7 separate regions of the Homo sapiens genome follow, and all the other regions are linked to region 1. Evidence: chromatin contacts called from ENCODE Hi-C or POLR2A ChIA-PET data. All regions are on one chromosome and are shown on one strand. The core of a region is the stretch at or near the end of the contact, and the rest is flanking DNA. Distances in the headings are between cores, read along the strand shown. Region 1 has its middle 96 kb from the start of SERTAD2. Region 2 has its middle 29 kb from the start of LINC03050. Region 3 holds the start of VPS54 (VPS54 subunit of GARP complex). Region 4 overlaps PELI1 (pellino E3 ubiquitin protein ligase 1). Region 5 overlaps PELI1 (pellino E3 ubiquitin protein ligase 1). Region 6 holds the start of PELI1 (pellino E3 ubiquitin protein ligase 1). Region 7 has its middle 74 kb from the start of ACTR2.

Region 1 (3,577 bases), core at 277-2,776:
AGCCTCCCAAAGTGCTAGGATTACAGGCATGAACCAGCGTGAGGTCCTACTCTTAACCACTACACTAGACACCTCTCTAAGACTGCTGGTGATGATGGGGTAGCTAACCTGGAGTGCTCTGTGACATGTACTCTCATGCAACCTTACAACAACCCCTTGAGAAGTCATTCTTTCCATCTACAGGACAAAACCCACAAAAGCCAGGTTAGAAACGTCCCCCAAGGTCACACAGCCAGTGAGGGATGGTGGTAAGATTCAAACTCTGGCAGCATGGCTCCCTTGTGCTATGAGGTCTTTCAATAATTCAGTCTTACACTCATAAAAAAGGTCACATGATAAAATTTACTAAACAATTCAAAAAGGTTTTGTGTAAGTCTTCCTGAAACACTCTGGAAGGTTTTGGGGCTTATGACAAGCATTTCTTTAAGACAGCATTTACATTTAAGTCACTTTTCATCTTTACTACTTTGGGCTGATCATAAACACATTTCTGCTCTTTAAAAAGAAATATTTCTGTAGCAACTTGGCAGATTTCGGTACAGGAACAGTCTATTCTTTAAAATTAAATTTAGTAACAACTTATTCTGGTTACTCTGAAAGAGAAGGAGAGAATGAACTATTAAGAGGCCTTTCCTGTACTTTAATGTTTCAAAACATGTTTGGTTTGGCCTCATTTGAATCTTGTGGACAACTAGCCCAGAACTTGACTCAAAAAGAGTAATACCATTTTAAAACAGCTGAATTCTAAAAAGCAACCTCAGAAGCCAACTCTGAGCAACTATTTCTCATAATTTTTACTTTTATTTCAAACAAAATATGAAAGATGCATATGGCAACATCCTCATAAAGCATATATAGACAGGTATTTGTACTTCTGAGCTATGGACAACCAAGAAACCAAATCAAAATTTTACAAAATTCTGTAGTATGACATTGCTGAACAAGCAATGAAGTACACAAAAGATGGATATCAAAAGAGAAATAATCCATATTTCTCTCATATCCTTAACATGCTCCATTGTGTCCAGTGACTGAGAAATTTAAAACTCTGTGTTGTAATGCCTCCCTGTAACAGAGGTGAGCTAAAGATGAAGTGTCAAGCTGGATTTCCATCTTACCTTGCTTTCCCCCAACAGGTTCAAAGACTTCATAACCTTTGATACGGACTTGATATTTTTTCAATAGGGAACCCATAAAACTATTTTCAAATAAAAACACTAAGCAATGCCACTAGACAATCTGTCTTTCTCTGCTTTATCGCTGCCCTATCGCCACGCATTAAAATTAAAAATACCTTTCTGCCTTGCCTTTATTGAATAAAAGTTTAACTTTGAATTAGAAGAAAACGTACCCATCGTCCCTTTTACACTTTTTGCAGGTGATAGAATCTATCAGATCACATTGGTGGCTATCACTGCTCTCTAAGCATCCTAAAGACAGAAAGCATGCCATTACCAAATGTTTTATAAGCGTTATAATGCCCCGATGGTGGAAGTCTGGCAATACCTAGATATACAGCAAGGCTGGTGAATAAGGAGCTGAGGGGCGGAGGAAGCGGGAGCGAGGGAGGGAGGAAAGGAGGGAGTCGCCACCTTAAATCCACGCCGGACCGGGAACCTGCAGCCCACAACCTGATCCCTGCCCTCCCCAACAGTGGACCGGCCACCACATTTTTTCAGATCCTCCTCACCCAACCCAGCACAGCACTCACCCTTCTGCGAAGAAGTCGGCACCCAGTCCAGCTCCGAGACGGGTCGGGGTGGCAGCGAGGGAGGGGGCGTCTGGGCTGTGGGCGGGGGGTGTCTGTGCGTCACTCGAGTACAGGACGGTGAGTTCGAGGGGTGGGAGCGCAGAGGAGCGGGGAAATCAAGTCACGGCCGAAAAGGGAGAAGGAGAAACGGAGGGGTGGGGTGATGGAGCGCCCCCTCCCTAAAATAAACCCACCGGCCCCTACGATCTCTGCCCCAGAGAGGGAAAATAAAATCAGGGGAAATAATAGACCAACCAATAAATCTCTAAAACGACGAGGAGCGAGGAACAGACTTTAATTTAAAGGGGGGAAAATTGAGCGAGGGCTGGAGGGGAGACAGAGGGAAGCGGCTCTGGGTCTATCCCATGCCTTTGCAGTCCCCAGGCAGAGGAGGAGGCTGGCTGAGGGGAAGTTGCAGCGGCTCCCGAGGAGGAGGAGGAGAAGGAGGAGGAGGATGTTACACCGTAACAAGTACAGACAGACAGCCATGGATCAGAGGGGCGCTGCAAGCAGGAGCAGGGGCGGCCGCGGCGGGGCGAGCGGCGGCGGGCGGCAGCACCGCCTGCTCGGCTCGCTCAAGACATTTAATTGGATTGATGGGTTGTGCAGTGACTCACAGACTTTACAGAGTCGTACAGCAATCCCCGCCCAGCTGGACAGGGGTGATGCGGCGGGGACGGGCGGGGTAAGGGGGCCGAGAAAGAGGTGAGCTAGGAGGCGGCGACGAGAGGGTGAGGAGCTGAGGGGGCGGAGCGGAGCGGAGCTACCCAATGGTGAGGCCCATCGTTCCGACGGGCGTGGGCCTCGACCTATGGCGGCGCGGCTCGTTAAGCGGCTGGCTGCACCCCTGGCCCAATGAGTCTTCTAAGGACACTGCCGCGAGCGGGGCGGGGGCAGTGGAGTGGGGGGTGGGGAGAGGTGGGTGGACGTTCAAGTGTGGGGTGGAGGGAAGGAGGAGGCGCCGGAGACCCGCGGAGTCACTCGGCCCTCCTCGCTCCAGAAGTGCGCCTTCTGCCAATCCGAGCGCCTCGCGGGAGTGATGGACGCGAGCGTGTGGCCAATGGGGAGGAGAGGGCTTCCGCAGCCGGCCAGAGGGGAAGGAGCGGGCGGGCCCGGCCTCCTCCTCTCCACCAGCTCCTCTCCGGGCCAGCCCTCCCCTCCCGCGCGGCTCGGGTCAGTCACGCAAATAACAGTGTGAGGGCCGGGGCTGCGCGGGGGGGCGGCGGCCCGCTGCTGGCTGCGTGACAGCGATGGGGACTGGCTGTGCTGCCTACTCTGATCCGGCAGGAGGAGGCGGCGGCGGAGGCTGGCTCCTAACTCTGCGTGCAGGCGGCGGCTGCTGCTCAGACTCTGCCTGGCGCTGCCGGGGAGCCCCTACGGCCAAACCCCACTCCCGGGGGACAGCCAGATTTGGAGTGAATCAGATCACGCAGTGCCCACTCTTGGAGACCGCTCCGGGGGAAGTCCGGCGGGGCTGTGTGCTGGGATCTGAGGAGGCTGGAAGCCGTAGGCGGGAGGCTTGGCCGTGACATTTGCCCCTTGCTTGCTTGCCTGTTTTCTGGGAAAGTCAGGGTAGGGTGTGGGCAGGTCGAAACAGCTCCTGAATACGTCCTGTTGCTTTACTGAGTTTCTGGAAAAGGCACTTCTTAACCTGGTATGAGCGAAGCTGTAAATGCATGTCGATACCTCAGCTTCCTCCAACCCTCCCTCCCGCACGGATCTTCCTCCCACTGGCTCACCTTGAACCCTGACGTCGGTGCTCCGCAGCACCCACTACTAGATCTTCTCCTCCCTGCTGATTCCCAGGAGTTATGGCTTTTCACAGTT
Region 2 (3,577 bases), core at 716-3,215, 820 kb after region 1:
TAGAAAAATATTAGCCGGGCGTGGCGGTGCTCACCTATAATCCCAGCTACTTGGGAGGCCGAGGCAGGAGAATTGCTTGAACCCGGGAGGCGGAGGTTGCGGTGAGCCGAGATCACACCATTGCACAGCCTGGGCAACAAAAGTAAAACTCTGTCTCTTAAAAAAAGCAAAGAAAAGAAAAGAAAAGAAAAAAATCATATTGTCTGCAAAGAGAGAGAGTTTTTCTTCCTCTTTTCCTATTTGGATTAGGCCTTTTTTTTTTTTTTTTTTTTTTTTGGAGACAGAGTCTCACTCTCTTACCCAGGCTGGTGTGCAAAGTGGTGCGATCTTGGCTCACTGCAACCTCTGCCTCCTGGGTTCAAGCGATTGTCCTGTCTCAGCCTCCTGAGTAGCTAGGATTACAGGCACCCGCCACCACGCCCGGCTAATTTTTGTATTTTTAATAGAGACGAGGTTTCTTCATGTTGGTCAGGCTGGTCTCGAACTCCTGACCTCAGGTGATCCGCCTGCCTTGGCCTCCCAAAGTGCTAGGATTACAGGTGTGAGGCACCGTGCCTGGCCAAGAAGTACGATTTTTGCAAAAAAAAAAAATTCATATAAGAACATGTCCTGGCTAAAAAAAACTAAAGAAATAAAGAATAAAAATAATTTTTAAAAGTCTTTTTTGTTTTTTAAAGCAACCAATTTGCTCCATAGTTATTATGTGAGAGATCTTTAGAATTGTGGATGGCTGGGAAACTACTCATTTGCCACTCATCAAGTAGATTGGTTTTGCTTTTGATTTCTTGGTGATTTCTTGAAAAATGTATCTGCCCTCCCCCCAGCCCCGCCCCGCAAATTCATATGTTGAAGCCCTTAATGGCCCAGAACTTCAGAATGTGACTGTAGATTGTATTTGGAGATAGGGCCTTTAAAGAAGTCATTAAGTTAAAACAGTCTTTAGGGTGGGCCCTAATTCAGTATTACTGGTATCTTTATAAGAAGTGGGGATTAGGACCCAGCCAACACGGGCTGAAGGACAGCCATGTGAGGACACAGTGGAAAGGTGGCTATCTGCAAGACTGGGCATGGTGGCTTACACCTGAAATCCCAGCACTTTGAGAGGCCGAGGTGAGAGGATTGCTTGAGCCCAGGAGTTCAAGACCAGCCTGTGCAATGTGGTGAAACCCTGTCTCTACAAAACAATACAAAAAATTAGCCAGGCATGGTGGCGTGCACCTGTAATCTCAGCTACTCGGGAGGCTGAGGTAGGAGAATTGCTTGAATCCAGGAGGTGGAGGTTGCAGTGAGCTGAGATCCAGCCACTGCACTCCAGTCTGGGCAACAGAGAAGACACTGTCTCAAAAAAAAAAAAAAAAAAAAAAAAGAGAAAAGAAAAAGATGGCCATTTGCAAACCAAGAAGAGAGGCCTCAAGAGAAAATAACTCTCCAACAAAACACTTTGGGCTTCTGTTAAGCCCCCAAGTTTGTTATGGCAGCCCCAGCAAACTAATACATTTGGTTTTTTTTTTTTTTTCTTTTTGAGATGGAGTCTTGCTCTGTCGCCCAGGCTGGAGTGCAGTGGCGCGATCTTGGCTCACTGCAAGCTCCGCCTCCCGGGTTCATGCCATTCTCCTGCCTCAGCCTCCCGAGTAGCTGGGACTACACGCGTCCGCCACCACGCCCGGCTAATTTTTTGTATTTTTAGTAGAGACGGGGTTTCACCGTGTTAGCCAGGATGGTCTGGATCTTCTGACCTCGTGATCCGCCCGCCTCGGCCTCCCAAAGTGCTGGGATTACAGGCGTGAGCCACCACGCCCGGCCACATTTGGGTTTTGTATGACTTGCTTCATTCAGGCCAAAGATAAATTGAGGAACATATATATATATTTGTATTGGACATTTGCTTGGATCCAAAATATGGCAAAATCAAGTCTGTTTATCTAGCGGGAACTTAGCCATTGACTACTTGAGGACTGTTTCTCTTCAAACCTTTGGGGACAGTGACATCTAGTGGTAGTTTCTTTTATATACCCTTTTCAGTTCTCTTCTGGCCGTACATTAGAATCACTTGAGGGGATGGGAAAAACAAAACAAAACAAAAAACAAAAGGCCTTGCGCGGTGGCTCAAGCCTGTAATCCTAGCACTTTGGGAGGCCGAGGCGGATGGATTGCCTGAGCTCAGGAGATCGAGACTAGCCTGGGCAACACAGTGAAACCCCATCTCTACTAAAAAAAAACAAACAAAAAACAAAAAGAAAATTAGCCGGGCGTGCGCCTGTAATCCCAGCTGCTCGGGAGGCTGAGGCAGGAGAATCACTTGAACCAGGGAGGCGGAGGTTGCAGTGAGCCAGGATCGCGCCACTGCACTCCAGCCTGGGTGACAGAGGGAGACGCTGTCTCAAAAAAAAAAAAAAAAAAAAAAAAAAAAAAAAAAAAAAAAAGGCCAATGCCTAGGCTTTACCTAGCCAATTATGCCAGAATCTCTGGGAATGGGAACCAGTCATCAGTATTTAAAAGGGCTTTCTACATTAGTCCAAAGTGTACCCAAGGTTGAGAAGCACAGATTCTTAATGAAAGCAACTCTGGATTGTAAAAATATGAGCTCATATTATGTTGCCATTTCTCACAATATGAAAAAGTTTGTTAACTTCTGCACTTATTTATTGTCCCTCTGCCTCCAAAGAAGGTAAAATACATGAGGGAGGGAGCACGGTCTGGTTAGCTTTTGGATGCCAAGAGCCTGGAACAGTGCTGCACAGTCTGGGCTCATAATAGCTTTTGTGAAATGAATGAATGAAAAATAGAGCATGGGACCAGGCGCCCGGTGGCTCACGCCTGTAATCCCAGCACTTTGGGAGGCCGGGGCGGGAGGATCACCTGAGGTCAGGAGTTCGAGACCAGCCTGGCCAATGTGGTTAAACCCCGTCTCTACTAAAAATACAAAAATTAGTTGGGCGTGGTGGTGGGTGCCCATAATCCCAGCTACTCAGGAGGCTGAGGCAGGACAATCGCTTGAACCCGGGAGGCAGAGGTTGTAGTGAGCCGAGATCGTGCCATTGCACTCCAGCCTGGGCAACAAGAGCTAAAAACTCTGTCTCAGAAAAGAAAAAGAAAAAGAAAAAGAAAAATAGAGCATGCTGTCAGGTTGCATTAATCTGGAATATGGCTGTCATGTGAAACAGCAGTCTCACTGTGAAGTTTAGGACATGTTATATTTGGTTCAATTGAAAGTAACTTATGGAATCTTATAGGATTCCAAATGTCTGAAACAGACGTTTCTTGGTCTGTCATACAACTTTGGTTGACTTCTTGGCATCTTTATGCCTCTGATCCTAGGAGAGGATTTTCTGAGTTTCAATATAGCAGCAGGTTCTCAATGTCTACTAAGTGTTCTAGTTAAAAAGAAATGTTAAACTATTAGCTTTTCTTCTGTGCTTTTCTCCCCATTGTCTTGAGGCTTAGAAAGTTCTATATTATTACAAAACCAGTGAAATACACACTTACAACATTTCTAGTTTTAAAACTACTTCTTTTTTATATTTTATGGCCTAAAATAACTGGGATTAAATTTTCTGCGTATGGTGCATAGTGAGTA
Region 3 (3,577 bases), core at 682-3,181, 730 kb before region 1:
CAAAAGTAATCACCTTTTCCTAGTAAACTTTTAGTATTAAATTCTAATTTCAAAAACACTTCAGAAAGCCAAATGCTGTAGTAACAATACTTCTACAAGAACAAAATATACGAATATCAACAACAAAACAGTCTTTACGATTTGGTTGTGATGCATTCTTTATTTTAAAAACCCATTAAAACATTTTTCATTTATTTAAAAAAGTGATCCTCAGACTGCCTCTTAGATTGGTAGTGTAATAATTCTTAAGTTATCAGAACATAATTTAAAAATAGCCAAATTACAATAAAATCGCAAACATCTACTGTCGTCCCAAACAACTATCAATTACAGCTACTGGTAACCTATCATAAGCAATGATGAGCACTACGAACCATCAACATCCATTTCTAGGAAATCCGATTCTGACTACACTACAAATACAGTCAAACAAATCCCATCATTCCCTCTGTTCCATCATTTAACTGCTTAGAAATCATTTAGGCTCTGAAGGTGCTTTTTCCAATTAGAACTCCCCTTCGGATTTATAAAAGTGAATGTACATCAAAATCTGCAGTTTAGGTTATCGCAGTAATATTTCTCGGTATACTACAAGTAATTTATCACGGTATTACTTAAAGGCGTTTAGTATTAAGACCGCCCTTGATTTGACAAATCAGAAATACAGCCAATTAAAAACAAAAACAGTCCAAACAATTTAATTCTTCGAAAGAGCCTCAATAAAGACCAAAAAATAAAGCTGGTTAGAAGAAAAAAATTTTTTTTTGAAACGCCTGTCAGTCAAAATGCTAAAAATACCATCTTGAACTCAACACATGAACAGACCAAACGGCTAATTATAATTGGCAAGCCAAAGTTCCCAAGTCAACGACGGGAGAGCAGAAACGGCAGAGAGGGCCTGCCCTTTCTGTCTATGCAGAGATGGAAGGAGGCAGAACTGAAGAAAATTATTGCACAAATTATTTCAAGCTACATTGCCAAAATGCAAAATACTGAGTAACTCTTTGGGTTAGCCTTCCCCGGAGAGAAAAACAAACAAATGTTTTAACGATTCCAGTAGAATCCAATAGGACTAAGGGCCTGGCTGGAAAAAGAAAAGGAAAGTTTGGGGGCAGCGTCTAAGGGGGTGATGGAAGTTCCAGAGCTGGGATCCCGGAAAGATAAGAGAGGGGCAAGAGCGGCGTTTGCGGTCGCTGACAGGAGGCAGGGAACACAGCTGCCAGCCCCGATCCCGGAGGGAGAGTGAAAAGGAAAAAAAAAAAAAAAAAAGGAAGTGGCGGAGAGGAGCATGGAAGCTTCAGTGCCGGTCAGCTGTGACCGAAACTCGGTCCGTTTGGGGCTGGGGAGGAGAGCCGAGGGGGTGGGGTCTCGGTCCCTCTCTCCGCTGTAGGTCGGGGTGAGAGTGGGCTGAGACGCGCGGGGGGCCGCGGGGCACACCTACCTGCGGGTCCCGGGGCAGCCGCCCTGAGCGAGGCCTAGTGCATCGCCGCCGCCTCCAGCCCTCCACGTCGCACCGAGGCTGCTGCTCCACGGCCGCCGCCGCCCGGCGCCCGGCCGGGCCCGAGCCCGGGTTCCCGCCCCCGCCCCGCGCCCGCTGGCCAGTCGGCCCGGGGAGCACAGGGCCGCCCTCTCGAGCCCAGCTTCACTCAGGGGTGAGAGGTGGCAGCGGCGGCTCCCTCACGTCTCTCCCGGGTGTCCTGTCAGCCAGCAGTTTCCCCCGGGTCCGCAGCGCCGCCTCCGCCGCTGCTGCCACCGCCTCTCCCACATCCCCGGCCTCCAGGGGAGCCGCCGCCGCCGCGCCACGACCACTGCCTCTAGCGCTTCTGCTCCCGACTCCACTGCTTTCCCTCACCCCGCCGGCCCAGCCGGCTCGGCCCGGTCGGGTGCGGGGAGACAGCGCCGGAGGCCGCCGCAGCCCCCAGCCCACAATCCACCGCGCGGCTCCGCCGGGGCGGGAGGGCCGCGGCCCGGGCCGGGGGGAGCGCCCGCCGCCTGGGGAAAGCGGCCTTGGCGCAGGCCGGCGTGCCCGTCGCAGGCGCAGCCAGAGTTCTCTCGGGGCGGGGAATACACCGCGTGGCTCCCCTGCGCCTCCTCTAATAGTCCTACACGCAGACAAATCCACGCTGAATTCCACTTTCCCCACCACCCTTCCCCCCAACTCCCAGTTTTCAGGAACACCCAGAAAACCTCCTGCCGCCTTCCCCGGGACTGGGACGCGACCCCTCCAGCGTAGCCCTCGCCACCCCCAAGACCAACCGACTCGAAACATCCCTAAATCACCCGGGACCTATTAAAGCAAATACTTCCACGAGATTCCTCCTCTCCCCCACCCCCTCGAAGTAAATGCTTTTCAGCTGTTCCCTAGTAAATGCCCTTCCAAAGGTTAAAGGTCACCCCTCCGCAACAACCCAGTTCTCTCTATTGAGGCCTTTTCCCCATCCAGTCCTCCCCTCCAAGTCTTCCCCAAGTTCCAGGCCTTCCTCCCAGACACTGTAATCAGTTATTCCTGTTACTTGACTGAGATACTTGGAGTGTGTATGATAATTAATACCTTCTAATTCTGACTTCAGCCTGGTTTCACAGGACTTGCAACTTTAAACCAATAAAACACAGTCCACAAGAAAGGGAAGGTCTTAGTATATAAATATAAAGACACACACACACACACACACACACATATATTTTAGGAAGAAAAAGATCCTCAATCCTTTGAGTGCTTGTGACTTAATTTTGGGAAGATTTTATTCAATGTTGAAATTCTTGCCTAAAAATAAATTTCAAGCATTTATAAGACATAGTATGTTTTAACAAATCAAAAGTGAAAATGTAACTCTTATAGTTGGGGGGTTGAAAAAAATGTTGATCCAAGTTTCACTTCTAAGAAGTCACTTTGAAAACTGCAAACATAACTTTTATGAAATAATATTTTCCCCACCAAAGAGCTAAAGTTGGGGAAAGAGGACAAAAAGTAAGGAAGCATCAAAAATAGTTGAGAGAAAACTCTTACATTATATTTTTCTAAGTTCAATCCTCTAAAATTATGTAAGAAACAAAGTGAGAAAATCATTCCCCAATATGAAATAAATTTAACTGTAAAAGAGTGAAGTCCTCTTAAATCCCTGATCACTTATAAAACCAGATGAGTTTACATAGAAGCAGAGTAGAATGGTGGTTACCAAAGACTGGGGGGTAAAGGGTGATGAGGAAAGGGGAAATGTGAGTCAAAGGGTATAAAGTTTCAGGTAGGAGGAATAAATTTTAGTGATCTATTGCACAGCACGATGACCACAGTTAATAACAATGTATTTAATATTCCAGAATAGCTAAAAGAGTACTTTCTTTGTTTTGTTTTGTTGAGACTGTGTCTGGCTCTGTTGCCCAGGCCAGAGTGCAGTGGCATGATCTTGGCTCACTGCAACCTCTGCCTCCCAGGTTGAAGCAATTCTCCTGCCTCAGCCTCCCGAGCCGCTGGGACTACAGGCGCGCACCACCACGCCCAGCTAATTTTTGTATTTTTAGTAGAGACGGGGTTTCACCATATTTGCCAGGCTGGTCTCCAAACTCTTGACCTCGTGAT
Region 4 (3,577 bases), core at 534-3,033, 660 kb before region 1:
AAATCCAGCACTTTAGGAGGCCGAGGTGGGTGGATCACTTGGGTCCAGGAGTTCGAGACCAGCCTAGCCAACATGGCAAAACCCCGTCTCTACTAAAAATACAAAAATTAGCCAGGTGTGGTGGCCGGCACCTGTAATCCTAGCTACTTGGGGAGGCTGAGGCAGGGAGAATTGCTTGAAGCCGGGAGGCAGAGGTTGCAGTGAGCCGAGATCACACCACTACCCTCCAGCCTGGGCGACAGAATGAAACTCCGTCTCAAAAAAAAAAAAAAAAAAAAAAGTAGATAAAATTTGAGGATAAAACATTAAAGAATACTTATATAAGAGTAATTCTGAAAGTGGGGGTGACAGACAGAATAACAGAGTTCAGTGATGCAGAGTTTTGCTGTTCTGATTTGCTATAGGGCAGTGCTTAGAGAAAACAGAGAAGGGAATGGAACATAGGTTTATTAACCAGTGGTCTCTAAAGTGTGGTAGCACAGCAGGGTGTGGTGGCTCAACACCTGTAATCCAAGCACTTTGGGAGGCTGAGGCAGGAGGATTGCTTAAGAGCAGGAGTTTGAGACCAGCCTGGGAAATCTAGTCAGACGGCGTCTCTACTGAAAATGAAAAAAATTAGCCAGGAATGGTGGTGTGTATCTGTAGTCCCAGCTACTCAGGAGGTAGAGGTGGAAGAATTGCTTGAGCCTGGGAGGTTGAGGCTGTGGTGAGCTGTGATTGCACCACTGCAGTCCAGCCTCGGCAACAGAGCAAGACCCTGTCTTAAACAAAAAAAGAAGTGGTAGCACAAGATGATCCATTGCAACGAAGGGCCAAAGTGTTAGAGTTATGTTGAGCTTATAACCTTAGAGACATAATAAGTGGACTTTCACCAGTGCCCTCAGTCTGGGTCAGACGGGAAGAGTGAAGTGGGACACTCAAATGTTAGAAGTAATTAATCCTAGCACTTTGGGAGGCCAAAGTGGGCGGATCACAAGGTCAGGAGATCGAGAGCATCCTGACCAACATGGTGAAACCCTGTCTCTACTAAAAATACAAAAACTAGCTGGGCATGGTGGCGGGCGCTTGTTATCCCAGCTACTTGGGAGGCTGAGGCAGGAGAATGGCGTGAACCCGGAAGGTGGAGCTTGCAGTGAGCCGAGATCACGCCACTGCACTCCAGCCTGGCGACAGAGTGAGACTCCGTCTCAAAAAAAAAAAAAAAAAGAAGAAGTAATTACATACTTACATTATTATTTATTCCTACCCTGCTTTACATGTACTAGAAGACTTTTACATGAGGGAAGTAAGCAAAGAAGGTTGCAAGAGGATAACCTAGTAAAAGAACTCTGATGTCTGAATGGCTTCCCTTCATGTCTTGCTTCATTACCCTAACATTTTAGATAAAGGGAAATTTAATTCCTTGAACAAATTAAGTAGCATTTAAATATAAAGATTACTTTGATAAAAGAGTTAAGCCATAAAGATTATCTTTCTTGAGAATGCATTTAGAAGACCTAAATACAACTTTTTCTCCTCCTTGGCCAGAATACTGACATTCCCTTAATACAACTAAGTAAAAGTGTTCTATTAGGCCATGACAAAATAACAGTTCTGCTTGAACAGCAAACACCCAACTGATCATTTAAATTGCCTGAATTTTTAAAACTTGAATTTGATAGAAAATGAGCCAGGTTTTTCCCTGTTAGAAGAGATTGTTTTTACCTGTTAGAAGAAAATGCAGGCAACTTTGGGAAGGACGTGCAACTTTTATGGTTACGAAGCCACTATTTAAATAGTCTAACATGCAACTTACAGGTGCCAACTCCCTAGCAAGGCTTAACTTAGAAAAGGCCTCAATTATTCAACCACTAACAAAGTTCCTTTATTAGTAAGAGATGCTTTTAAAAAAGAACCAGATACTTTAAAGTGTTACATTAAATGCAAACTCTTCATCTATTTCAAATGAGTATTTTTGGAGTGTGGAATAGAGTTGTTCACAGTTTTCACTTCTGGTTTCTCATTCTCGATTATGCAAAAATGAACTCACAGAGACGAATTCAATTATGTATTTTGAAAAGTATTTACTTAGTTTAAATAAATTAATTGCAAATAAAAATTAAGCTACAATATATAGCCTGAATAAAAATGACTAGAACAAATACAACACAGGACTTGCTTTCTTGCATTAGTCACAAAGCATGTGACAATCTAGAAAACTTCAAAATCAATTACATTTCTTTGAAAAAGGGGTAACAGCAGTTACTGATACATCACAACTAATAAACTTATAATACAAGTTTCCTGACATGCATTTCCTGAGTGAACCCAAATGATCATTTTTTAAAACAAGGAAGTTTCGACAGTTGAAGTAAAATAAAATAATTCATGGCTTCTAAGCAACAAGTTTTGTTTTTTAAAAACCAAAAGAAAATTCAGAACAGTTTTGTAATAGGATAAATTAAAGGTATGCTACCACATATAAAACTTTGCTACAGTCAGTTAAGTATTATACAACTTTTCAAACTAAAGGAAAACAAATCAAAATATTAAAAGAAGATACTGTCTAATCTAAAAGTGTACTGGTTTCTACAAGTGTCAAAAAAAGATTTGATGTAGTGCAACTGTCTATACTTGTGGTGCCTTTGAAAAAAGGGTGGGAAGGAGGGGAGAGAAGAAACTTTTCTTGCTTCTGGAAGCAAAAGACATATTGGAATTAGAGAATAAACAGACCATGCAGTGCGTCACTCCACGCTGCAGTCATTGGTGCTCATCTGCCAACCAAACATTTCCTTAAGTCTCACTGTGGCAATCTCCTTAGGATTCAAACCCAGAGTTAAGGCTGGTCTGCTAAAAACGGGGGCACTATTGTCATTCAACCCTTTAGATCTCTAGATTTCCTAATGCCCGAATAAGGCCAAATACAGAATAATTAATTAAGCATTTCTTTTTCCAAAAGCAAATCAAGTCACTCTCCTTTCTTGCTAATTTATACTTTTTCTTATGGCAATGATTTTTTTCTAGAAACAGTGAACAGATGAACCACAGTTTATATCCAAAAAATAAACTTGCCAAATGCTGCTGATACTAAAAACAGATTAGTTATCATGGGAGAAAAATAGATAATCTAGATTAAATTGCATATCCAAAGGAGCATATAAAATGTTTCTTAGCATTAAGTTTTTGTTATAGTACTACGCTCGAGAGAAACATTAAGAAAAAATCTTTCCTGATTATCTTCAATGTTGTTAAAAACAAACACCTTTCACGCGGGTAATTAGTATGAATTTGGTCTTACAAATTACAAAGTATTCTAATTTACCAAATTCCATATTTAGATTGGGGTGGGGAGAGAGGCTCTCTCGTCCTTCTTCCTAACTTTGCAAATCCTTGAGCTAGGTTGCTCACTAAGCTACCATTCACACCAAGGGTGTGACACCATCGTTACCATGCTACTCTATCAAGAACATTCTAAGGTATTTTCTATAATAAAGATAAATAGAAAAAAGTTAATATACATGTCGCTGTATTTTACAATGTTTGCAACAAACTGTAAACTAACATAGTTTGAACCAACAGTACCCTCAGTTATACAAAA
Region 5 (3,577 bases), core at 755-3,254, 640 kb before region 1:
TATTAGCCTGTGTTCTAGTTCTAGCTGTCTTTGAACAAAGCAATCTGTTTCCTCATCTCTGAAAATGAAGGGACTAAAGTGGAATAAAGGGAATTTGGGAGCTGGAAAAAATATAAGCGACCATTTGGTCCTGACATAAGAATTTACAAGTAACGTGCATAACACTATAGATTTAGTTCTATTGCGTCTATAGCAAAAGAACAATTTTTTTGCTTAGACAAGAAACTAAAAAACAAGAGTACGGCTGGCATATACCCTCCATATAATTTCTAGAGCCCTTGGTCAAATTAGCCAAGAAAAACAATATATTTCCAATCAGACATATTCTTACTCTGCTTAGATCTCTTAGAAGGCCTTATCTGGGGATATTTTATCAGTGACATCAAAGTTTCAATCACAGGAACACATTCAATCTTGGCTTCTACTTCTGTATTTGATAATCTAAACCCAAAATAAAACACTTTTGTAGTACCAGTTATTTATATACATAAATGACCCAAGATAGTTTTCAAAATTTAAAAATGGCATATAATCAATCAATATACAACTGGCCTTATTAAACTGCAAATAAAATGCTGTGACAGCTATTCTTCCTGGAACTTTTTTTTTTATGTGTTCTCTGAAGAAAGATTCATGATCTTCCCAAAGGTTTATACTCTTTAACAAAGACCAGTACCTAGACAATGCTTTCCTACTCACTGTCTTTATATATTCTCTCTATATTTTAAAATCTGAGTAAAAGAATTCTTCAAAATGAATTCCTAGGCTGGGCATGGTGGCTCATGCCCGTAATCCCAGCACTTTGGGAGGCCAAGGTGAGAGGATCACTTGAGGCCAGGAGTTTGAGACCAGCCTGCGCAACATAGTAAGACTCCCGTCTCTACAAAAGATTTAAAAAAAAAAAAGTAAAAACAGAAAACATTAGCCAAATGTCATGGCATGCACCTATAGCCCCAGCTACTCAGAAAGCTGAGGTGGGAGGATCACTTGTGCCCAGGAGTTTGAGGCTACAGTGAGCTGTGATCCTCCAGCCTGGGTGACGGAGAGAAACTCTGTCTCAAAAAAAAAGAAAAAAAAAAAAAAATTCCTGAAGTCATGTACTTGAGAACTTTAAATGAGTATGTACATAAAAAACATCCGAATGTCTCGATTACTGGCTTCATTTGTTGGTCTTCAATTAAGTTAGTTTGACCTCATGTATTCAGCCCTATCCCAATGTTATCTAGCACCAAGAACATGAAATAGCACCATTAATTCTACTCAAGACTAGAAGAAATGCTAAAGAAAATCTTCCTAATAAAACTGTCTTCTATTTTATCTATTACTTTGAAACTTTGCTTGATACTCGAAAGCATGTTGCTCTCATTAGCAGGAACTAAACTTCCAGAGTTAAAAAAAAATTTTAAAATAAACATATTCTGGAATAGTGTTATTTTCTTTGTGGGCTGGGAGAACATGAAAAGTTACTCATAAAATATGTATTTATTAGGAATAGTATTATTAATTTGACTGTTAAACATTCTAATCATTTCCTTTTTAAGGGCCAGTGAAATACAATTATTTTCATATCAAGTCTTCCCAAAGGAAAGACTTTGTATAATATCTGTCAGTTTCACCTAAAGAAGAAAAACTGAGAAATCAATCTTTGTCTCTCAACCTAACAAATGTTTTCTTTCATTATTTACATCACACACAGCCTTTTGCTTACTACCTACTAAACACAAGTACAAAATTCCTGCCCTAAAAAAAAAAGCAAAACAAATACTAAGCAAGGGACAAAACAAATCTTATGCAGATTGTTTACATATCTTCTGAGCACTTCTATTTTAGTGGGCAAGTGGGTAGGCATAATGGGGTACTGAGAAAAAAAGGAAAATGTTTTAAAACATGAAAATGTTATAACATTTTTTTATGATGAAAAACAATGTGGACTGCATATATTATCTCAGATAAAACAGATTTCCATCTATACTAGAGTTTCCTTGTGGCTGATTTCAAAAGGATGACTCAAACAGAAAGAACTGCTTTAGTATGTTTGCGGTGGAACCATTTTATGAAACCAATTCAGCTGATGACTGGAGTTTAATTCATAGCAGTTTCTTGATAAGAGTGAAAATTTAATCACCTTCTTCATTCTTTTGCAACCAGCAGGAGTAACACATAGCATTTTTACATAAAAGGAGAAATAATGGTGTGCAGTAGTAGTTGGAGGTTACTACTTTCTGCTAGTGTCTTTTAGCTTCTCAACACAGCAGTGGAGGAAGTGAAGTCTATGTTCCCCTTCCCAAGATACAGGACACCACCTGTGTAAATTCCCACCCTCCTCTCTTAGAGAAGCCAAATAGCATGCTGATAGTATATCACCTACAGGGATAACTTATTTCATCCTGATGGAAAAGGAGTTAACATCTTTCCTAGGGACAGTATTTGTTCCTTTAACTGGGGCTTCTCAACTTGGGCATTACTGACATTTTGACATTGTGGGGCACTGGCCTGTGCATTGTAGGGGGTTCAGCAGTATCTCTGGCCTTTCTGTTCTACCTAGATGCCAGTAGAACATTCTAGTTGTGACTTTAAAAATGCCTCAACTTCCTATCTCCCCACTACTCACTCCCCTACCTTGTGAGAACCACTGCTCTAATCTTGAAGACAACATACATTGTTCTTAGGATGGAAATTTCCCCTTTTTTTGGCATACTTCTTGGCACACAGTAAGGTACTTAATGTTTGCTTACTAACATTATACTGATACTGATAATAAAAGGTTATTTATACTAAGACTTGTGTTAGTAAAGGCCGTGTAGTTGAAGGCGGGTGTAGTTTCAGTATTTTACTAGAATTGATAGGGGCTGAGAGTGAGAATGAGAATCTTGCCTTGATGGCAATTAATGATTAATGTTTCTGTACATTTAAAATATTTTAATATTGTGGCTACCTCTCTCAAATGGTTGAAGGAAAGCGACTAGAGCTGGAGTGGCCACAGAAGTAGCTATAAGGCTACTGCTGGGTAGCCTGCTGTTTAGAGAAAGGCAAATCTTTGGAGGCTAGATAAGTATCTTCTGGACTAAGGGGCCCATATTTAGAAAAATTAAAAGCAGGTTTTGGCAAGCATGGGAGAATTCTTTTAGGTCAACAGAGGGTGTCAATTTGAATCAACCTTGGGGTAAGGTCTATCTTGAACTTGCATAGAATGGTAATTAGCCAAATGCTTTCACGTAAGATTATTTTATTTGACCCCCATAATAGCCCTGTGAATTGGGTAGGAAAGTCTGAACTCTATTTTCCAGATAAGGGAACTGAGTAGGTCAGAAAAGCCCAGTGACTGAAGGCCAAAGAACTCTGGCAGAGCTAGGACTGAGATCCACATGTTAACTCAACATACATTACCCCATTTAATTTCTATTACAACTATAAAGTACAATCATTTGTCCCCATTTTATAAATGGAGAAACTGAAGCTACCAGAGGTAAAGTGGTCCAGATTTTCTAATGTCATTACTCCACACCCTAGACAAGGTAGAATGGGGCTAATTCCTAAACAGACTAAAAGACCCTATTACAGGACCATTTAGAAGACT
Region 6 (3,577 bases), core at 482-2,981, 610 kb before region 1:
AAAGAAAACGCATCGTAAACTGAAACAGAACTGAATAAAGTGAACCTTTACCACAATTAAAATATTTTAAATTCACCCTATTATGAAAACTTAATAATAAATTCATTTATCCTTAAGTGTAAGAGTAATACATATTCGACACAGTAAAGGACAATGCCATTTCTGAAACAAAAGATCATGTGCAATGAAAACAAAGTAACATTTTGCAGAGTAAGAAAAAGTAAAGAGCCTGTGAACCGAAACAGATGACCTTTTCTTATATATAAAGCTTCAGTTTTTAGCACAACCAGCACCTTATGAATAAAGTTCTCAATAACATTTGTTGATATACTGTTTGATGACTAAACGACAGGAATATTGTTGGTGCTGTTAAAACCAAGGCACATTTCCTTGTGTGTAGTGATTAAAATCTGTTAAATGTACATTTTTAAAAAACCTCTGCCCTCTGTCCCCTTCTTGCTCTCTTGCCTCTAACAGACCTGCACGTACAAAAATAAAAGTAGATGGTGACGTGAGTTTATGATTTACATTAATTTCCCTACTCGGAGCATTTTTCACTAAGTCTTTAGAGGTTTTAAGATTCAAACACTATGTAAGAAGAATTATGGTTTGAACTACGTAACAATTACCTAGACATCTTTTGGACTTCAGTTAACCTGTAAGTAAAATGAGCATCTTTAACTTTTCCACGGGGCTTTGGAGAACGGGTTCTTCCTCATAAACGCTTTCATATACTCAGACACGAGGCGCGGTAGAAGATCAAGCGTATCCATCAATTTGAGAGCTTTTCACGACCTCAGTTTACCCACTTAGGGAAACGGGCGTATTAACTTGTTTCCTAGGGGACCCGGGGGTGAAATTAATTAGCGTGTTTAAAATGCTCTGAGATCCAAAGATGAAAGGAAATGTGAAAGACGCGCAGAGATGATGACAACAATCATAACAATAAAAAGAATGACTAACTTGAAGTCTGCGTTATGTAAGGGAGGAAAAGAAGTTATCAGATCCGCACAAACAAAAGGGAAACCCACCGCCCCTTTTGTTTCTCCCATTTCCCTCTCCTCCCCGCCACCCGCAGAGCTCCCCTCTCGCAGCCGGAGCGCGCGGCCAGCCAGGCGCGGGGCTCGGAGTTGGCCGCCGCGCGCCCCGCTCCCGGGCGGAGGGGGAGGCCGCGTAGGGCCGGTTCCTGACAAAGGCGCTTCCTCGAGCCAGGGCGCGGGATGCAGGCGCCGCAAACTCCGCTCCCCGCCGCAGCGGGGGCGCGCAGGCGGGCGGGGAGAGCCGGCTGCTGGCCGCCGGGGAAGCCGCCGAGGAAGTTGCGCGCCCGCCCTCCCCGCGCCCCTCGGCGGCCCCGCCGCCATCCATCCCGCGGCGCCCCGCGGTCACACTTACCGGACAATTGCTGGTGGCCGGGATCCCAGAGCGGCCCCCGAGACCCGAGGCGAGAGGGTGAAGTGTTGTGCGCGGGGAGCGCGAGCAGACAGCCCGCCGTTCCGCCGCTGCCCTCCGCGCCCGCCAGCCGAGCCCAGCGAGGGGAAGTTGACCACGGAGCCGAGCGCTGAGGAGCCGCGGACGCAGGGAGAGGCGTTGGGGCTGCTTTGTGGTGCGCTCCCGGAGGGCTGGGGACCAATTCGACCGCACCGCGGGACTAGGGCTGCTGCCGCTGCTGCTAGTGGAGGCGGCGGCGGCGCCCCCCGACGGTCCCTCCGCCTCACACCGCCTCTGGGTCACTGACATACACTCGCAAGGAGGGGAGGGGTCTAGCCGGGGGGCGGGGCCTGAGGGAGGGGACCGGGCAGGGCCACAGCGGAAGGCGGTGTCGCCGCACCGAGAAGGCTCTTGGGAATTGTAGTTCTCCGGTTGAAGAAAAAAGGGATTCATTGTTGTCCAGCACCCTACCAGGCTCGCTCTGCACTGAGCATGCTCGAGGGCGAGGTTTGGACCGCCCCCTCCCACCGTTACCATGGTCACCGACACACTTAGCGAACGTGTTCAGTGCTGCTGTTGGCTGAACAAGGACGGTCTTGTATTATGGTGTTGTTGGGGATCCAACCCTTAGACGGTCCTTCCTACTTTTCTCCACCTCCAACTCCTAGCCTTACCAGTCATAAGTACCCAGTGAGGTCTGACTTTCTCTCCATATTTCAGTCTTCCCTGCTGCGTAATTTATCTTCCACAAACCCTAAATCACAAATACCTCTGTCCCTCACTTCCCTCAATTGAATCTTCTCCGGCTAAATTCAATTTTCTTTACCTAAGACTTGTCGAAATGTAGTTGTTTCCAGTAATTGAACAATTAGGTTATAAAACTTAGGAATATCACCACTATCAAAGTCCCGTAATTAATTACTTTGCTCAGTTAGTCACATCTAACTTTAAGATTAGCAAAGGCAAAGTACAGAATTAAGACCCCTATATTTTACTTGATTACTATAAAAGAATCCGGGTTCGTTCATTTTAAGGCCTACAATTTTTAAGACATACAAATTTCATAAAGTATACGTTCAAAAGACAAGTTGAAAATTGTTTATGTGTATTGGCCAACTTTAGTTTGGTAATAAGAGAAGTCTGAACCAAGGTATGAGTATGTTGTTGGGCTGGTCAGCTAAGTCTACACCCATCTTGGGCACCCAGGTGTGGAAAGGTGGTAGGGAGGAGGGTGGAGAAAGGCAGGACACATTACTGGCTCTCCGGAGAGCTAAAGGCAACGCGTCCTGAGCGCTTTTGTTTTCCTTCTCCACCTACCTAGAACCCCACACCCTGGAAGAAAAAGATTAATGCTTAGGAATCAGACACACTTTTGGAGCAAGGCTTTCAGAGAGTCTCAAGATCAGAAATCCTTATATCTACAGACTATATAATTATACACTCATTCAAAAAATGCTTGTTGAGTGTCTACTTGTGCTAGGCACTGTTTTGAGCCCCAGAAATAGAGATACAAAAATGTAAAAGAAACATTCTTATTTTCAGAGTGCTTACTATGCAAAGGAGGAGACAGGTAAATAGACTTAATTTGAGAAGTACTACAATAGGAAAATGCAAAGCTACCCACAGATGTGGGCAAAATCAGGAAATGCTTCAAAGATCACTTGAGATAACTAGGAATTAACATGTTTGTGTATTTTGGTAGGGGAGGAGGAAGAGAGAGGTGGGTGAGAGCATTGGGGGTGGTGTTGGGGAGAGCATCAAGCACAAATACCTAAAGGTGTGAGACCCAAACGTATTTTGGTTCAGCAAATAGTTGCATTGCTGGCAGTAGAATGGAGTTGGGGGAGTGGCAAGAGGAGACACTGAAAAAGGTAAGGGAGACAGCTTAGGTAATGAAGAATCTTGCACAATATGCTAAGGAACATGAACCTTTTCCTGGAAACAATGGGAAGCCACACAAGGATTGTAAGCAGATGGAATTTTGATAAGATAGGCATTTTAGAAAGATCACTCTATGGAGTGTGGTATGTATGGGACCTGTTACAGTATTACAGGGGAAAAAACCATGAGAGACTGAACTAAGGTAAGGCAGTGGCAGAAGAGAAAACTGAGGGTAATCAGACACTATTCAGGGGATAGAATATAGAAC
Region 7 (3,577 bases), core at 360-2,859, 550 kb after region 1:
GGCTGCTTTAAGCAGGGGAATGACCACAGGTCTGTGGGGAGGTTGTTAACAGTAGATTTGGGGACCAATATTAGCTTTTAGGTGCTACCCAATTGCTAATTCATCTGCAGGGGTCACTTATTTTTCCTAACCATCTTACTGTAGAATAAAACACACATACACAGAAAACCTCACAAAACAAATGTAGAGTTTAAGCTGAGTAAATAAATGCCTCCGAAGGCAAGAAGGAATTAATCGTTTTAGTTTTTGGACTCAGTGCTGTATTTTGCCATAGCATTTCTAACATAGCTTTGGAAAAGTGAAGTTTTGAATTTCAGAGGTATAATATTCCACTTTTAAACAGAGGGCTGTCTAACCTCGACAGCGAACTTGCAATCTGCCTGTGACCAAGGAGTGAGGAAGTCCTCCCCTCTCACAGTAAATGTTAGGTTGGAAGGTGGGGTTCCTGGGGCCGGCCAGCCAGTGGCCTGGGAAGCAGCTGAGAGCCTCTCCCCATTTTCCCTAACTGTGGACTTGGTTTCTGGATCATCCTGCTTCTTAGGCCCTGGTGCTTCAAGAGAAAGTTGAATTGGCCCCGAGAGGCCACCACACCCACCGTGTGGTCCCTCCTCCAGGCCAAGCTGCAGCCTGGAGGTCAGCCTGACCCTCGGGGACTCCCAGCTCTGGGCAGAAGCCTCATCGTCCCTGCCAAGGTATGTGTCAGCCTCAAGGCAGCACACAATGTTTTGGTAACTTGCAGAGGCTGAATCCTAGAAAGACCGCGTGTTCCTGGCCGCTGGACGCTGGCCTTGGTGATGCTCGCCCCCGTCCCGGAAGCCCGATGCACCTGCTGGGAGTCAGCACCGGGCCGGGCCTTCCAGCCAGCTCTGCCAGCACATATTTCTAGGCTCAAGTCAGACTTGGGAAAGCATGGCCCTCTCCTGGCTCCACATCCTGCTCCCCCTGCACCCATGGAGCAGCTGACCCAGTTTTTGGTAGAAAAATGAAAATCTTTACCAGTCAGATGAGAGGAGAGGAAGCAAATGCCACGCTGCCCTAATTTAGCCCAGACACAACCCTCCTTCTGAGGAAGGGATGAGGAGCTTGGGCCTTCTCACTCTCTCTTTTCAGAGCATTTGGAACAAACTCCCAAAATACCAGAGGCTGAGTGCAAACCTCCTTTGCTGTCATCAAGAGGGAGGATGAATCATGCAAAACACGCAATTTCTATCATCCCAAAATACTGCACATATACTTACATTTAGTGTCATTTTACATGTGCGAGGTATTTTTTTAAAAAATTCTTTTCTCTTTCACTCCTTTTTTTTTTTTTTGCTAAACCAAAAACACCAGCTGTAAAACCCACTGCTTCCTTCCCCGCCAAGTCTGCAGTGGCAGGAGGCGGCGGCAGCAGACAGCAGGGCCCCCTGTGCTCTGAGTCAGGCCTCCCTCTCAGTGGCTCCCTGCCTGCAAAACAAACTTAAAAGCTGGTGAATGGGACGTAGGGGCCCGCAAGCATGCAGGGAGGCCTAAAATATTTGCAGAGGCACACACTGTTCGCAGAATGAAAGGCCACTATGTAAATATCTGGGCCCCGGGTGAGGCGAGGCATTCTGAAAGTGGCTTTTCTGTTAGTCGCATCAAGCCAGCGAGGAAGCAAAGGCATTCATTCAAAAACATCACGCAGGAGCCACACCACAACTTCCTGGCCCCAGAGGGTAGACTCGAAAGGGACCACAGCCCTGAGGCCTGAGTTTCAACCTTTCTCCTTCGCTGCACGTTTCACAGGATGGTTCTGTGACAGCCGACAATGTCAGCTTTTAGGGATAGGCAGACAGGATTGATTTTCTCTCCTTTGGCAGGGAAAAGGCTTTTTTGGAAGACACTCAAAAGGCAACCATAGTTACTGATGGAGCATGGCAAGCATGAGACAGAGGCAGCTATTACCCAGGCTCGACAAAAGAGGAAAAAACGTGGGATGGATTTTGCAACAAGCCCCAAATGTTGATTCCAAGGACCCGAGGATGAGTGTAGAAGCGGAGCAGGCACACCTGACACCCCTCGCGGCATCCCCTTCAGATTCCCGGGAAGTCTCACAGAGACATGAAACCTGGCATCAGCTCCCTGACCAAGATGAGACCATGAACCAGTCAGAATGTTCACGAATCACATTGTCCTGGGGATGCATTTAGAACATTCTTGGATTTCACACCATTCATGTTGCCCCCTCTGAGCCAGAATGGGGCAGACAGCCCCAGGAAGGAAGGAAGGAAATAGTTTTGTTTCACTCAATCTCTGTCAGTGGATAGCCTTCCACTTGGGCAGGAATTATCGTCTAGGTCAGACAGAACCCAGTTTCATCTTCTCTATCCTCCTCTCTCCAAAGCAACAAAGACTGCAATTTCCAGCATACAACAAAGAGAGGGAGAGAGAGAGAGAGAGAGAGAGAGAGAGAGAGAGAGAGAGAGAGAGCGAGCACTAGCTGAAGACACACATCATCTTTTTCAGGTGTTTAATTGCTAGAGGAAGTATCTTCAACAGTGGTAGAAAGGGGAGGGTGCTAAGAGTGGCCGCTCAAAGAAGCGATGTAAACTACATTTGATTCTCTGGTTTAATCAGAGATTTTAAGAGCTGAGCAGAAGATCCAACTGTAGGCTGGCTCAGAAATACCCCAGATAATGCTCACCAGGCATGAACATCTGAGCTAGACGGGCATAGATCCACAAGCGGAAGCTGCCAGCACCCAACTGGGAGGCTTAGGACAAGGCATTTGCCTTGTCTGATGGCCAAGGTCAAGCCTGGATAGAGGGCTCTCCATGCAATGGAAAAAATACCAACAAGGGGCCAGAGAAAAGAGAGTAGAGCCTGAAGGGGAGAAAACTGCCCTCAAGGGCCAGAGGTAGCAGGTCTCTCTGAACATTACTACTCTACAAGAAACAGAGGCTCATCTTAGATGACTGCAATTTAGGGTCCTCTGAATGACACAAGAAGATATGGCTTCAACGGAACTGGCCTAAGAAGGAAGGGGAATGACAAAACAGTCTAAGACGAGATACAAAGGGAGCTGTCTAAAATAAGAAGGCAATACAAAGTAACCAAAAATAGAAGACCAGAGTCAAAGCTGCAGTTGAAGGGAATGAGAGCAGAATTGACTACAAAACAGCCTGTTAACCAAGAGAGGAAGAGGCCACACACTTTGTTCTCAGGATCTCTGTACACTCTTAAAAATTACTAAGGAGGCCGGGCACAGTGGCTCACGCCTATAATCCCAGTACTTTGGGAGGCCAAGGTGGGAGAGTTGCTTGAGCCCAGGAGTTTGAGGTTAGTGTGCTACGATTGCACCACTACACTCCAGTTGGGGAGACAGAGGGAGACCTTGCTTCAAAAAAAGAGAAAGAAATAACTACATTTGCCAAATAAAAAATATTTTAGAGAACAGAAATACTGGCTTATATTTTGAAAACCTTTAATTAATAGAAGACAGCTGGATTCTCATATCTGCTTCTGAGTTCAATCTGTTGTAATGTGTTGTTTTGATTGAAGTATATGAAGAAAACCTGACCTTAGACAGATATGTTGTTGGAAAAGGGAAGAGAGT

The links. Hi-C counts contacts between places; a loop is a spot of excess contacts on that map. ChIA-PET counts read pairs that join two places held with the same protein, here RNA polymerase II (POLR2A). Pooled maps may share reads with other maps.
Region 2: a loop to region 1 is called in a map of chondrocyte, with 8 times the contacts of the local background. The contact joins two enhancer-like sites. A Hi-C loop is called at or near these places in 1 of 168 maps with a recorded cell type or tissue (chondrocyte), 1 of 37 single-sample maps with no recorded cell type and 8 of 50 pooled maps. POLR2A ChIA-PET finds 5 or more read pairs at or near these places in 2 of 52 experiments (SK-N-SH and activated T-cell).
Region 3: a loop to region 1 is called in a pooled map, with 9 times the contacts of the local background. The contact joins the promoter of VPS54 here to the enhancer-like site in region 1. A Hi-C loop is called at or near these places in 11 of 50 pooled maps.
Region 4: a loop to region 1 is called in a pooled map, with 3 times the contacts of the local background. The contact joins two enhancer-like sites. A Hi-C loop is called at or near these places in 1 of 168 maps with a recorded cell type or tissue (naive thymus-derived CD4-positive, alpha-beta T cell) and 5 of 50 pooled maps. POLR2A ChIA-PET finds 5 or more read pairs at or near these places in 2 of 52 experiments (OCI-LY7 and activated CD4-positive, alpha-beta T cell).
Region 5: a loop to region 1 is called in a pooled map, with 2.8 times the contacts of the local background. The contact joins two enhancer-like sites. A Hi-C loop is called at or near these places in 1 of 168 maps with a recorded cell type or tissue (naive thymus-derived CD4-positive, alpha-beta T cell) and 5 of 50 pooled maps. POLR2A ChIA-PET finds 5 or more read pairs at or near these places in 2 of 52 experiments (OCI-LY7 and activated CD4-positive, alpha-beta T cell).
Region 6: a map of OCI-LY7 shows a loop between it and region 1 (6-fold over the local background). The contact joins the promoter of PELI1 here to the enhancer-like site in region 1. A Hi-C loop is called at or near these places in 5 of 168 maps with a recorded cell type or tissue (B cell, CD8-positive, alpha-beta T cell, OCI-LY7 and 1 more), 2 of 37 single-sample maps with no recorded cell type and 17 of 50 pooled maps. POLR2A ChIA-PET finds 5 or more read pairs at or near these places in 1 of 52 experiments (GM10248).
Region 7: a loop to region 1 is called in a pooled map, with 8 times the contacts of the local background. The contact joins two enhancer-like sites. A Hi-C loop is called at or near these places in 4 of 50 pooled maps. POLR2A ChIA-PET finds 5 or more read pairs at or near these places in 2 of 52 experiments (activated CD4-positive, alpha-beta T cell and activated T-cell).

What each region holds. Positions count from the first base shown.
Region 1 is chr2:64,748,570-64,752,146 of GRCh38, forward strand. No RefSeq gene overlaps it. Among named protein-coding and RNA genes, the nearest start is that of SERTAD2, 96 kb to the left of the region's middle. RefSeq lists silencers at 1,753-1,822, 2,154-3,153. Within about 2 kb of position 1,527, at least 36 of the 41 ENCODE cell types and tissues checked have a DNase peak (open chromatin) inside an H3K27ac peak, as active enhancers do; they include B cell, CD8-positive, alpha-beta T cell and OCI-LY7, where a contact is called at or near this core.
Region 2 is chr2:65,571,331-65,574,907 of GRCh38, forward strand. No RefSeq gene overlaps it. Among named protein-coding and RNA genes, the nearest start is that of LINC03050, 29 kb to the right of the region's middle. Within about 2 kb of position 1,966, at least 2 of the 41 ENCODE cell types and tissues checked have a DNase peak (open chromatin) inside an H3K27ac peak, as active enhancers do.
Region 3 is chr2:64,017,497-64,021,073 of GRCh38, forward strand. VPS54 (VPS54 subunit of GARP complex) reads right to left here and starts at 1,932. Exons shown (of 23, transcript NM_016516.3): 1 at 1,442-1,932. RefSeq lists an enhancer at 1,116-1,185 and a silencer at 1,346-2,055.
Region 4 is chr2:64,090,813-64,094,389 of GRCh38, forward strand. PELI1 (pellino E3 ubiquitin protein ligase 1) reads right to left here. Exons shown (of 7, transcript NM_020651.4): 7 at 1,840-3,577. Among named protein-coding and RNA genes, the nearest start is that of PELI1, 52 kb to the right of the region's middle. Within about 2 kb of position 1,784, at least 3 of the 41 ENCODE cell types and tissues checked have a DNase peak (open chromatin) inside an H3K27ac peak, as active enhancers do; they include OCI-LY7, where a contact is called at or near this core.
Region 5 is chr2:64,112,232-64,115,808 of GRCh38, forward strand. The region is part of intron 1 of PELI1 (pellino E3 ubiquitin protein ligase 1); the gene reads right to left. Among named protein-coding and RNA genes, the nearest start is that of PELI1, 30 kb to the right of the region's middle. RefSeq lists an enhancer at 1,893-1,972. Within about 2 kb of position 2,005, at least 5 of the 41 ENCODE cell types and tissues checked have a DNase peak (open chromatin) inside an H3K27ac peak, as active enhancers do.
Region 6 is chr2:64,142,689-64,146,265 of GRCh38, forward strand. It overlaps PELI1 (pellino E3 ubiquitin protein ligase 1), which reads right to left and starts at 1,732. Exons shown (of 7, transcript NM_020651.4): 1 at 1,393-1,732. RefSeq lists silencers at 1,180-1,249, 1,260-1,329, 1,470-1,539, 1,620-1,809, 1,900-1,959.
Region 7 is chr2:65,299,707-65,303,283 of GRCh38, forward strand. No RefSeq gene overlaps it. Among named protein-coding and RNA genes, the nearest start is that of ACTR2, 74 kb to the left of the region's middle. RefSeq lists an enhancer at 1,124-1,233. Within about 2 kb of position 1,610, at least 29 of the 41 ENCODE cell types and tissues checked have a DNase peak (open chromatin) inside an H3K27ac peak, as active enhancers do.